Regions from separate parts of the Homo sapiens genome. Here region 1 is linked to region 2. The links are chromatin contacts, found by Hi-C or POLR2A ChIA-PET in ENCODE. All regions are on one chromosome and are shown on one strand. The core of a region is the stretch at or near the end of the contact, and the rest is flanking DNA. Distances in the headings are between cores, read along the strand shown.

Region 1 (5,671 bases), core at 516-3,015, 69 kb before region 2:
TCCCAAGCTCTCTGTCCGATGGTCTTTAGTGCAGCCCTGCACCCCCGCCTGGCCTGATACATTGTCATGGAGGGTTTTGTCTTTTTTTTTTTCTCTTTCAGAGATGGGGTTGGGGTCTCACTGTATTTCCCAGGCTGGTCTTGAACTCCTGAGCTCAAGCAGTCCTCCCACCTCGGCCTCCCAAAGTGCTGGGATTACAGGCGTGAGTCACCATGCCCGGCCGGAGGGTTTTAAGTAGTTGCAGCTATCAGGGCAGGCCTGTACCCTGTACTGGGTGTTTTGAGACTAAAAGGGTTGATTGGGGTACAGTGGTGCTGTCCCACCTGATCTAGCCAACCTACTCTCCCACTGTCCTGAAGTGAGCATTTACACGGCATTTACACAGAGGAGTGTTTTGGGTGTCCTTTGCTGCTGGTATCAGAGCACTTTTGTGGTATGAATCCAAAGCCTCTTGTCAACCCAGAGCCACCGTGTCACTAGTAACATCAGTTGCGCATCGCAAGAGACCACCCTGGGGAAAATGAGCGGTCCTTTTGTGGAAGGATGTTGGGATGGGGCTTGGCCCTGGCATGGTCTCCTCTAGAGAGGAACCTCCTGCTTGGGCACCCAGGCTTTCTCTGGGCCCTTGGCTGGTTTGCAGCCCGTTAGGTAGTGGGCCTAGGTTTGCCCAAGCCTCTACAGGCAGAGCAGCATGGAGTGGGTGTACTCAGGTCTCTGCTTAGACCACCTACTGCCCACAAGCCATGACTAGTTCTTGGTATTTGGGAGCAGGGGCTGTGGTGGCCTCATCCCTGGGTCCCTGAGGATCTGTAGAAGTTTGATGTTGGTGTATCTTTGACCTGGAGTCAGAGTTCTCTCTTTGGAGTGGAGATGGGATAAGAGCCACAAGCTCACAGCTGCCACCCAGGTGGCAGTATGTGTCATCACTGATATCTGCCATGGAGCCAAGAAGAGGCCTGCGGCTTTGGACTTGAAAAAAAGTGGATCATGCTCAGACATTTGGCGCTCAAGGCATCATGATAGAAGGCTCATGCCCTCATGGGACAGCCTAGCCTTCGTGGTAGACTCTCATGCAGGGGTGGTTCTTACGATGAGGCCTCCATAGACTACCCGCTCCCCACCACCTCCACAGAGGCAAGAGGAGTGAGAGTGGAGGCTGGTGCGGCCAGTAGGTGAGGCAGGAGAGCAAGTGGGGAAAGGTGGGGTGGGTCCTGGTGTCTGGGGTATCCCCCAAAGCCTGGTATGCCAGGCCAGCCCCTCTTCTGGAGTAAATGGTTCTAGGTGTTTCTATCCAGGCTTGGGTATTCCTGGCATTTATGTGGAGTGGAGATTCTGTTGCCCTTCTTCTGGGAGAGATTCTTTCCCTTGGATGGGCTTGACCAGGTGGGGGCCCCTGGTGTGGCATCCATACACTGACCCTGCCACCTTGATGGTGCTGGGAAGCCCAGAGCTCCCTGAGCATGCCCTCCCTTCTGCACCCTCCTGCCACCGGCTGTTCCTCTGGCAGCTTCTGCTCATGGAGGGGTGGAGGTGGCCTTCATCCCAGTGCAGACTTTCTGGTGGGGGGGTCTCTGAATTCTGCCTCCAAGAGCTGGCTTCAGAGACCCCACTGGTCCCTCTCCAGCCTGCCTCCTGGAGATCCTGGCGCTTGGAGGGTGTTGTTGAGATATAAATATCATGTTACGTAAAGCCTTGGCTGTTTCCCCCTAAGTGTGCCTGGGAACACGTATCCAGACTCCCCGGCACATCGGCACATCAGCTGGGCTGGCATCTGAGGGACTGCGTGCACCCTGTGGGCCTTGTTGAGGGCCGTTTCGTGTTGGGTGTGTTTACCAACCCAGTAGTGGTTCTTACAGCCTTTCAGTGCTAAGATGACGGTTGGTTTTGAATCTGCCTTTATGTTGGTGGCAATTCTGACTTGGCAGGGTCATGGTTATTTTAGCCCCACTGGTTTTCCTCATTGGGCCTCTGGTAATGGGAAGAAAGACACTGGGGTTTTCCTCAGAAGGCACCCTAGGAGGCTGTGATACAGCTGATCCATGCATTGGCTGTGGAGTTGCTCTGTCCCCACGTAGACTGCCCAGGTGTGCCCCCAGCTTCACCTAGAACATGCTCTTGACCTTGAGGGAGAGTTGTGTAACCTGCTGGGGCTTCTGGATACCCAGCTTAAGCACCTGCTCACCAACCACTTTCTGAGTCCTGCTCGGTGCCAGGGACTTACCACCCCTGCCTGATGGAGTTCATGGTCTCATGGGAGATCCAGATGTGAGTCAGATAGTTGCATGTGAATGTGAAGAGTGAACCGATGGGAGGCTTGTGCTGCTTTGGAAGGACAAATGAAGGGGGTGGCCCTAATTGGGAGGCCAGGGGAGGCTTCCTGGAGAAGGCAGCTTCCAGTAATGAGCTTTAAGGTCAGGGAAAGGGAAGGGCAAGAGTCTCCCAGGCCCATTGGAAACAAGGGGTAAAAAAGTTCTACGGCTGGGGGAATCGACAGAGCTGGGGTGGCCGGCTCTTGGAGAGTGAGGGACACCAGAAAAGATGGTGGGGTTAGCCTGAGATGGTAGGGAAAAGAGAGTCATGGACAGGGCCAAGCTGTTGAGTGGGTGAAGTGGCAGGACCTTGAGTTGCATGGAACACAGGGGGCAAAGGAGAGGAACATCCATGTTGGCATTGGATGGCTCACTCTGCAAAGACCTCATGTGCTTAACTTAGTAGCATCCGCACAGTACCTCTTACACATAGGTGCTATGGTACAGATGGAGAAACTGAGGCTCAATGTGGTTAAGATGCTTGCTCAGGATGGATGTGGTGGCTCACGGCTGTAATCTCAGCACCTTGAGAGGCCGAGGCAGGTGGATCATCTGAGGTCAGGAGTTTGAGACCAGCCTGGTTAACATGGTGAAACCCCATCTCTACTAAAAATACAAAAATCAGCTGGACGTAGTGGCACACCTGTAGTCTCAGCTACTCAGGAGGCTGAGGCAGGAGAATCTCTTGAACCCAGGAGACGGAGGCTGCAGTGAGCTGAGGTCGCACCACTGCACTCCAGTCTGGGCGACAGAGTGAGACTCTGTCTCTCAAAAAACGTCATGGGGTGAGCCCAGGCAGGAGGCTTGGGGTCCGAATGCAGGCCTGACTGCTTCCTAAGAGTGTCTTAGCTTTCTGCTCGTCTGCCCCCACACACGTCCTTCCTGTGTGGCAGTGGCATTGTATTGACATTTGAAGGGTTTTGTTTTCCATTGGTTTCTTTAAAGAAAGAGTATATCGGGCAGACCAAAGGCTATGTTTGTATGTTTGAGTACTCTATTCTGCTCCAGCTTGACCGCTTGGTGCTGTGGGAGAGGATGGAGGAATCGTCTGCTGCCTCTGGTTTTTGCATCTGTTTCTGTCCGCCTGTCTTCCACTGCCTGCCCTTGGCTCTGAACAGGCCTTTTCCTGTTCTTCGATTGTGCCCCTCTCCTGGGAAATCCTTGTTGGGTTCCCCACAGCTCTTCTGAGCAATGACCATCCTGACCCAGCCCCATCAGGCCTGTGCTGAGCCTCGATTGGCCCTGATTGCCCGTCTTGGGCTTCAGCTGTGCTCCCTGTGCCTCCTAGCCAGCACCTGACTGATGTCCTTCCCCCAGTGCACAGTGCAGCAGTGAACGGGCTCTCTTTCCACCCGTCGGGAAACTACCTGATCACAGCCTCCAGTGACTCAACCCTGAAGATCCTGGACCTGATGGAGGGCCGGCTGCTCTACACACTCCACGGGCATCAGGTGAGAGGTGTCGGCCAGGTGCTGAGTGGTGTGGAGTGGTGGTACCTTCACTGTCTGGGCAGTGGGCAAGATGCAGAAACAGGCTTGTCACCCACACAGCCTGCAGGGAGATGGATGGAGGCATTTCCATGTGACCTGGGCAGATTGCTGGGCCTGGGACTGGTGCAGCTGAGAAGGGTATATAAGAGTTGAATTGGGCAAGGGTTGGGGGCTGCATCTGGGCATGGTTAGCAAGCCGCCCCTTAGGGGCCTGAATGGAATCTGTCCCCTAATGGCCTCAGCCATCCCTTGGTCCAGAGGTTGAGTTGAGCCTTGGAACCCATGCTCTGAGTTGACATCAGGGTTTCCTGGAGGCCCTCGGACTGGCAGACATCAGTGTGTCTAGAGACTGAGGCAACCTCAGGTGTCTTGCAGAGGCTGGGACAAAGAAGGGAAGTCTTCTTCATGTTTGTCGTTTGAGAATTCCTGGAATGGAATCAAGGAAGCAAAGGCCTCCTTTCTGAATGAGCTTCAAAGCAGCCGGTTCCCTGGTCTCCCTGGGTGGGCTGGGTCCCTGGGGGCCGGCTGTGGGAAGTAGGCCACATGCAGTTCTCCCCAGGAACTGGCCTGGGTCCGGGCCTTTCACATCTAGTACTTCCACTAGGAAGTAGTGTCCGAGCCCTCCTGATCAGAGCGGTCGTCAGAATGTCTCCTGTTGGGGCGTAGTCACCATGCCCACTTGAGATGGGAGGTCTGGAGTCCATTGAATTCAAGTCTGTCTCTAATCTGCCTGCCATGCTGAGGGAGGCCCTGGGGGTGCTTATGTGTCTTGGACTATCAGCTAAGTCTGAGGTGTCTAGCCTGGTGTTTTCTGAGCTGTTGTTTGGGTTTCCACTGCCATCTGAGTTAGGGTACCTGGGGGCCATTTGGCTATGACTAGGGGATGGGGACATAGGCCTTTTCTTCTACTTCCTCAAGGTCTGGAGGCTGCTTGCTGCCCCCAGCCTTGTTGTGACCCCTTGCCTTCCCTGTCAGAGACATATCCAGTGTGCAGGACTAGTGGGCCTGTTCTCCCTGGGCCAGCACATCCAGAGGGGGTGGCTGCTGGCCCTGGTGTAAGCCTGTTCACAAGCCAAGCCCCTGGACAAGCAAGTTATACAGATTCATGTGTAACCGTTTGGGATCTTATGCCCAGGAGGGCATTTGAAAATCATGTGAATGCTGCTACCGCTCCTGCTCCCCTAAAAAAAACAAAACAAAACTCAGAAACAGTTTGAAACAGATGCCTATCAAGTGATCACCTCTTTTTGTGAGTGTTCTTTAAACAGCTAACTCACGCTTAGCCTGAAAACACTTGAATGTGGGATCTAAAATGTCATTCCCGGTGTTCTGGCATCGCATCTGGCACATAAACGAAAGCTATTGACATTGTTCTCTCCGGGAAGTGAAGCAAGGACCATGGCGCATTGCCTTGTGTGGTCACTTGTCTGCTATTAAATCTAGAGATATGGGAACCAGGCCAAGGGACAGCTGATGGTTTGGGGTGTGGATAGGGCTGGGTCATTTCTTCTTCAGGGCACCAGGCTCACAATGCCCAGAGGAAAGGAGAAGAAGAGAAACGAACCAACGACCTCTGTTCATTTTGCCATCTGTCTGTTTGTTCATTCATCATCGGCTCTCTAGCTCACGGGGCTGGGCACCAGGGATAGGAAATGGATGTTATAGCTCTACTTCCTGGGCTTCCTGGCCTGGGAAGAGGGGGACTCCACAGGGAGGCTGACAGAGCTGAAGGCAGCATGAGACGAGTTAGGCTGGCTGAGAGGTAGACTGAGTCTTAGAGAGTACTTGGAGGGCAGGTGAAGGTGGGTAGGCCCTGCCCATCTCCCAGGGTACAGCTCAGATGAAGGTGGGAGTCAGCGTGTGAGGCTCAAA
Region 2 (5,361 bases), core at 1,607-4,106:
GATAGAGACAGGCCAGAGCCAGCGCCAGCGCCAAGCTTGGATAGGCCCACGCTCAAGCCCCATGGACTGTCAGAGGGCTCTGCTAGAGTGGTCTGGGTGTCCACGCCCACACCCCTCCCTTGATGGAGCCACCAGCCAGACCTGGAATTTGTAGGCAGGATGTTCTTCTTGGAATGCTGCTCTTTAAAACAGCACAGGCCAGGTGCGGTGGCTCACGCCTGTAATCCCAGCACTTTGGGAGGCCGAGGCGGGAGGATCACTTGAGGCCAGGAGTTCAAGACCAGCCTGGCCAACATGGAGAAACCCCGTCTCTACTAAAAATACAAAAATTAGCCGGGCATGGTGGCTCACGCCTGTAATCCCAGCTACTCAGAAGGCTGAGGCAGGAGAATTGCTTGAACCCAGGAGGCGGAGGTTGCAGTGAGCCGAGATCATGCCACTGCACTCCAGCCTGGGGGACAGAGCAAATCTCCGTCTCAAAAACAAACAACAAAAACAAAACAGGACAGAGACTGCCTCCACCAAGCCAGGGGGTCAATGTGTATCACCATGCTGAGGGCAGAGCTGGGGGTGGGGTGGGTGCCAAGGCTCTCACCTGGGGCCTGAGTTCTTCTTGAGTTCCTTTTCTTGCTCATGCGAGGCTTGACTCAGGACCTCACTGCTCTGAGTGAGAATCTGGTGGGAGGGAAACGGGGTCCTAGGCAGCTGTGACTGCTGTGGGCATTGTCCCTCTAGCCTCAGTTCTGTACCCTCACCCCCTCCCCGTGGAGATGCTGCAGGCCCCCTGAGCTACACACCACACTGCCTGGGAGTGTAGGGCCCTCACAGGCAGCAAGGAGTGTGGGGCCTGGGTGGGCTTGAGGTGGCTTGGCGAGGTGTGGGGGCCACATGATGGAGCTTTCTTGCAGAATCTCCCTAAGCGACGCTCTGCCAGCCCTACCCGATGGCTCCCTGTAGCTGGGGCTGCTACTGATCCCCCACTCTTGCTGCCAAGCACAAAAGCAGCCCTTCTGGAAATGCAAATGGCTCGGCTCAGCCGTCATCTCTCCTAATTTTGGATTTGGTAACTGAGCTCTCAGAAACCAAATTGCAGGAATCTCTTTTGTGTTAGGAAGATGAAGTTAGTTTAGCATTTTTGTCAGTAAGTGCATATCAGCAGCAATTCCCCATCGTTTGCCTCCCCAGCGCCTTCATGCCCTAATTTTCCCAATGTGAAATAAAAGAATAGATGTCTGTGATTTAAACTGCAGCCTGCTGCCTACCATTGTCCAGTTTCTGTGGGTTCCTGGGATAAACCTGCACTTCCTGCTGGAGAAGCTGAGAGGTGGCTGAGATGACCAAGGCAGGCAGCTTGCAGGTAGAAGCCATCAAGTCCAGCCCCGGCCTGTGGCAAGGCTTTCCGCCTCTCACCCAAGTCACCACACCCTGGGAGCGCCTGACAGGCTGTGTCGAGGGGTTGCCACAGGCTTGTGGCCACCTAGTCACCCACTTCAGAGACTCAGGTAGCACATGCCAGCCTGCTGTGGGAACTCTGCCATCCTGCCACCCAGCACAGTCCTTGGCCTTCTGTCCTGTGATTTGATTGCCACAGCATCATGACTTCTCAGTGGTGGGTGGGCGGGGGGGTGCTCTGTGGGGCAAGGGCAAAGTGGTGAGGTCAGGAGGCCCCCAACCCATGGCCCAGGTCCAAACCCTCGCTCTCTCCGACTAGTTCTGTGACCTTTTTGGGCCTCTATACAATAGTGCTTGTGTCATTGGGCACTCACTACAGTGGCTGGTGCAAGTTAAGTGCGGTTAGTGTGTGACCATTGGTGTTATCCCACCACTGGCCTGGCGAGTCAGGCCCCTTCCCTGAAACTTGGCCCCATGTGCCAGTGGGGATGGTGGGGGGGCTCGTGGTCCCAGGGTCCCTCTGGCTTTGTAATGTTAGGCAGCTAGAGTTCTCATCTCCTGATCCCATGGCCCCTGCCATGGGTGTCCCCGGTGGTGAGAAGGGATTGGGCCCCTCCCCACCCGAGAAGGCAAGCACTCTAAGGCTATCTCTTCTGCTGTCACTAAGGCCACCTCTGGGGAGAGCACAGGCTTGAGGGTGGGTGTTTGTGATTGCCCCGAATCCTGGAAGTCCAGCCCACTGAATAAGCGAGGGCATGGTGAGTCACACTGGTCCTGTCACCCCAGTGCCCTGTCATTAACCTCATTTCCGAAATGATTTGCTTGAGATGGGCCCCTGATGGCTCCAAATTTAATTGGTGTGTGGTCATTTAAGGGGGAGCAGAATCTCCCTAGAGAACCCTTGGGGGTTCTCTCCTTACCACCCCTGTTCTGCCCGCCCAGGCTGCTGAGGAAACCACACGTGCTAAGGCAGCGGTGGCAGGCCAGGAGGTCCTGGTGCCCTGGGGCATGGCTCCACTTCCTGTGAGCATTGCCGTCCTGGAACAGGGCCTCTTCCCATTGCCTGGTAGGCTCAGCCTGCCCCAGCCAGGCCGCCCTGGCACCCTGGGTTCTCTCGCTCGGCCACTGTGGGGAGTGCCTCCCTAGAAGATTCACCCTGCCTCCGTGACCCATGGGGCCCCCACGGCCATGCTCAAGACGAGGCTGAAGCCAGCCCATAGAGCCTGCAGGAAAGTCATTAGGAAGCGCATCCCGTGCCAACCTCTCCTCCTGCCAGGAGCTACCCGTGTGGAAACACTCTCCCAAGAACCTATTTATAGAGCAAGGCCAGTAGTTGTTTTCACTTTAGGTGAGGCCATCTAGAGCCCTGTCCGCCTGGAGTGCTGCTTGCGGCAGACACTTCTGCCCCTGCCGGCTCTCTCCTGCCACCCATGAGAAATCGGAATGCTGGTACGAGGAACATTGGCAGGAAAGGAAGTGATATCTTGCTACAGCTTCCTTTTCTCAGCCCTAGGCTTCTCTTTTAGGCACCAGCGTGTGTTCCTGAAAGTGGGACTTTGGCATCTTTTGTGGGTACCCAGTGGGCAGAGGCCTGGCCTGCAGAAGCCAAGGCCCATGCTGAGCAGTGTCACTCAGCCACACATACTGACGCCAGCCCTTGTCCGTCTCCATGCTTCCCAGCTTGGCATCTGGACTCAACTTTGAAGTCAGGACTGACTTCAGAGACATGGGCGGCCTGAGCACCTGGGCCCACATTTATCCAGCCCATGTCGTCTTGGTCTCCAGCCTGTCTGAGGCCATATGTGCCCTGCAGATGCCCTACCCACCTGGTATCTTCTTCCAGACCTCTGCCCTCCCTGGCTAGGCTTGGGCAGGGTCCTTGCCTTGACCTGGAAGTTCTCTCTAGAACCATCCAGCTCCCTCAGAAGTTCCCATGGTGCCCACGCCACCTCTACACTGGGCCCCTCAAACTCTGACCCCAGCCACAGCCACCCCAAAGACATGTCCTCGTGCCCAAGGTTGGAATGGGAGTGCTAGCCATGCTCTCTAGGGCCATCACATCCCCCCTCTCCACCCCAGCTCAGGTCCCAGAACCTCCCTCCTAAGACAACTTGCGCCTGGATTTGTTCCTCAGAAGCCTCTGAAACTTGAAGCAAGAGAAGCAATGTAATTAGTCCTCCCTGGCCCTCCAGGCAGCAGCACTCATGCGCCTGCTAACTGGAAACAGAAGGTACTTTCTGTTGCAGAGGCCAGCAATGGCCCATATCTAGGCTGCTGCCCTGAGCCGCCTTGGCTGAAACTGTGAAGCTGACCTGTGCTCCCAGGACTGCCTCTGCTTCTTGGGGTTGGGTCCAGCTCCCCAGGTAATTACAGTGTGTCCAGGAATAGGGCCACTGTGAAGCCCCACCGTGGCCCTTTGAGAGGTATCCCAAAATCTCCTGTTGGGGATAAATGCCTCTGGTTTAGGGGAGTCTCAGTTCCATGGTCCCCTCTGGTGGGGGATGGAAGCCTCAGGCTGGGACAGGTCAGGTGAGCATACCTCCAGCCGCCCCACCTTCAGGCCTCCCCACCTCTTAGGCCATCTGGAGCGAGACCCTCAAGGAGCCAAGACCTGCTGAGATGTTGCCTGCTCACTTCCTACCTTGTCTCCCACTTCTGCCCCCAGCCCACCCCATCTGTTCTCAACACAGTAGCCAGTCTGCTGAGATGCAAGAGTAAAAAGTAAGAACACGTGTAAAAGAGCTCATGCCATCACTGCACAACCTCGCAAGCAGTTCCCAGCCTCCTCCAAGTACAGGCCACAGGAGTGCTCCCCACACATGAGGCCTGCTCGGTTTTGCCCACCTCTACCCCCTGTCTCTTGCCCCCCTCCCCTCATTCTTCTCTAGCCACACCTGCCTTCTCACTGTTCCTTGGACACACCAGGCACATTCCAGCCCCAGGGCCTTTGCACCTGCTGTTCCTGCTGCTGGGAATACTCTGACTTCACCTCTCTGTGCCTCGGCCTCCTCATCTATAACATGGGGTAAGAGCAAAAGTGACCCCATAAGACTGCTGGGAAGACTTGCTGAGACAATACACACAAAGCACTAAGAGCTGGCACTGTCCCTGCTGGGCTGCAATCGGTGGCCCAGGGAGATGGGTGGGAATGGGAGCGGATTACCAGCTGGCTACAAGGCCCACTCCAGGATCAGCCTCAGCTGCTCGGCTGGGCCAACCTGGGGCTCAATCAGGGCTCCTGGGAGTGGGAGCCATTGTGCCCTGTAAGGCCCTTGGACTTTGCTCAGTAACTGCCATGGGTCTTGCTCACTGGATACCCCACCCCACGTGCCCGCGTGACTCCTGCACAGCCTTTTCCTACTGAGGCTTCCAACCACCAGGCCAAGCCAGGTGCCTCGCCCAGCCCTATAGGACAGGGTGCGAGAGTGGGGCCGCCTCTCTGCCGGTTGCTGGCTCAGAGAGGCAGAGGTGGTGTCAGGGCTGGAGGGATCGGTGGCCTCGAGGCACCATGGCCTCTCGCGTAGGGTGCAGGTGGCTGGGCTGGATTCAAATGTGCATCTCACTGTTGGCTGGCCGATGAGATGTGGGGTGGCTTTCTCATGCCCCCACAGACCCTCCCACCCACCTAGTTCTATCCTGCCCCGGCTAGTGGCTCCGAACCCCAGCCAAGCAGAGCCAGGGATTTGGGCTTTTTCTGTCTGAAGGAGAGGAGTGGGCCTCTAAGGGGCCTCTCCCACCACTCCCGCAGCAGACCACTGGCCTGGGGGCCTCCTGCAGGGGCCTGTGTGCCTGGCAGCCAACCTCGCTGGGGATGAGCACCAGAACGCCTGGGGATAAAGTCTTCTCCTCCCACCTCCTGCTCCCTTCCTCCCTCTCCCTTCCTCCTGCCTTTCTTCCTCCTCCTCCACAAACACATGTTTCCAATTCCCTCTCAGGCCCCCTCTCCCCTCCCCAGCCCCTTCCCATTTC

The links. Hi-C counts contacts between places; a loop is a spot of excess contacts on that map. ChIA-PET counts read pairs that join two places held with the same protein, here RNA polymerase II (POLR2A). Pooled maps may share reads with other maps.
Region 1: a map of psoas muscle shows a loop between it and region 2 (2.4-fold over the local background). The contact joins two enhancer-like sites. A Hi-C loop is called at or near these places in 2 of 168 maps with a recorded cell type or tissue (esophagus muscularis mucosa and psoas muscle) and 1 of 50 pooled maps. POLR2A ChIA-PET finds 5 or more read pairs at or near these places in 6 of 52 experiments (GM12878, WTC11, activated T-cell and 3 more).

Annotation. Positions count from the first base shown.
Region 1 is chr3:52,136,258-52,141,928 of GRCh38, reverse strand. POC1A (POC1 centriolar protein A) reads left to right here. Exons shown (of 11, transcript NM_015426.5): 7 at 3,627-3,760. Among named protein-coding and RNA genes, the nearest start is that of POC1A, 15 kb to the left of the region's middle. Within about 2 kb of position 1,765, at least 6 of the 41 ENCODE cell types and tissues checked have a DNase peak (open chromatin) inside an H3K27ac peak, as active enhancers do; they include psoas muscle, where a contact is called at or near this core.
Region 2 is chr3:52,068,323-52,073,683 of GRCh38, reverse strand. No RefSeq gene overlaps it. Among named protein-coding and RNA genes, the nearest start is that of LINC00696, 5.9 kb to the right of the region's middle. RefSeq lists enhancers at 2,462-2,963, 5,154-5,361. Within about 2 kb of position 2,856, at least 14 of the 41 ENCODE cell types and tissues checked have a DNase peak (open chromatin) inside an H3K27ac peak, as active enhancers do; they include psoas muscle, where a contact is called at or near this core.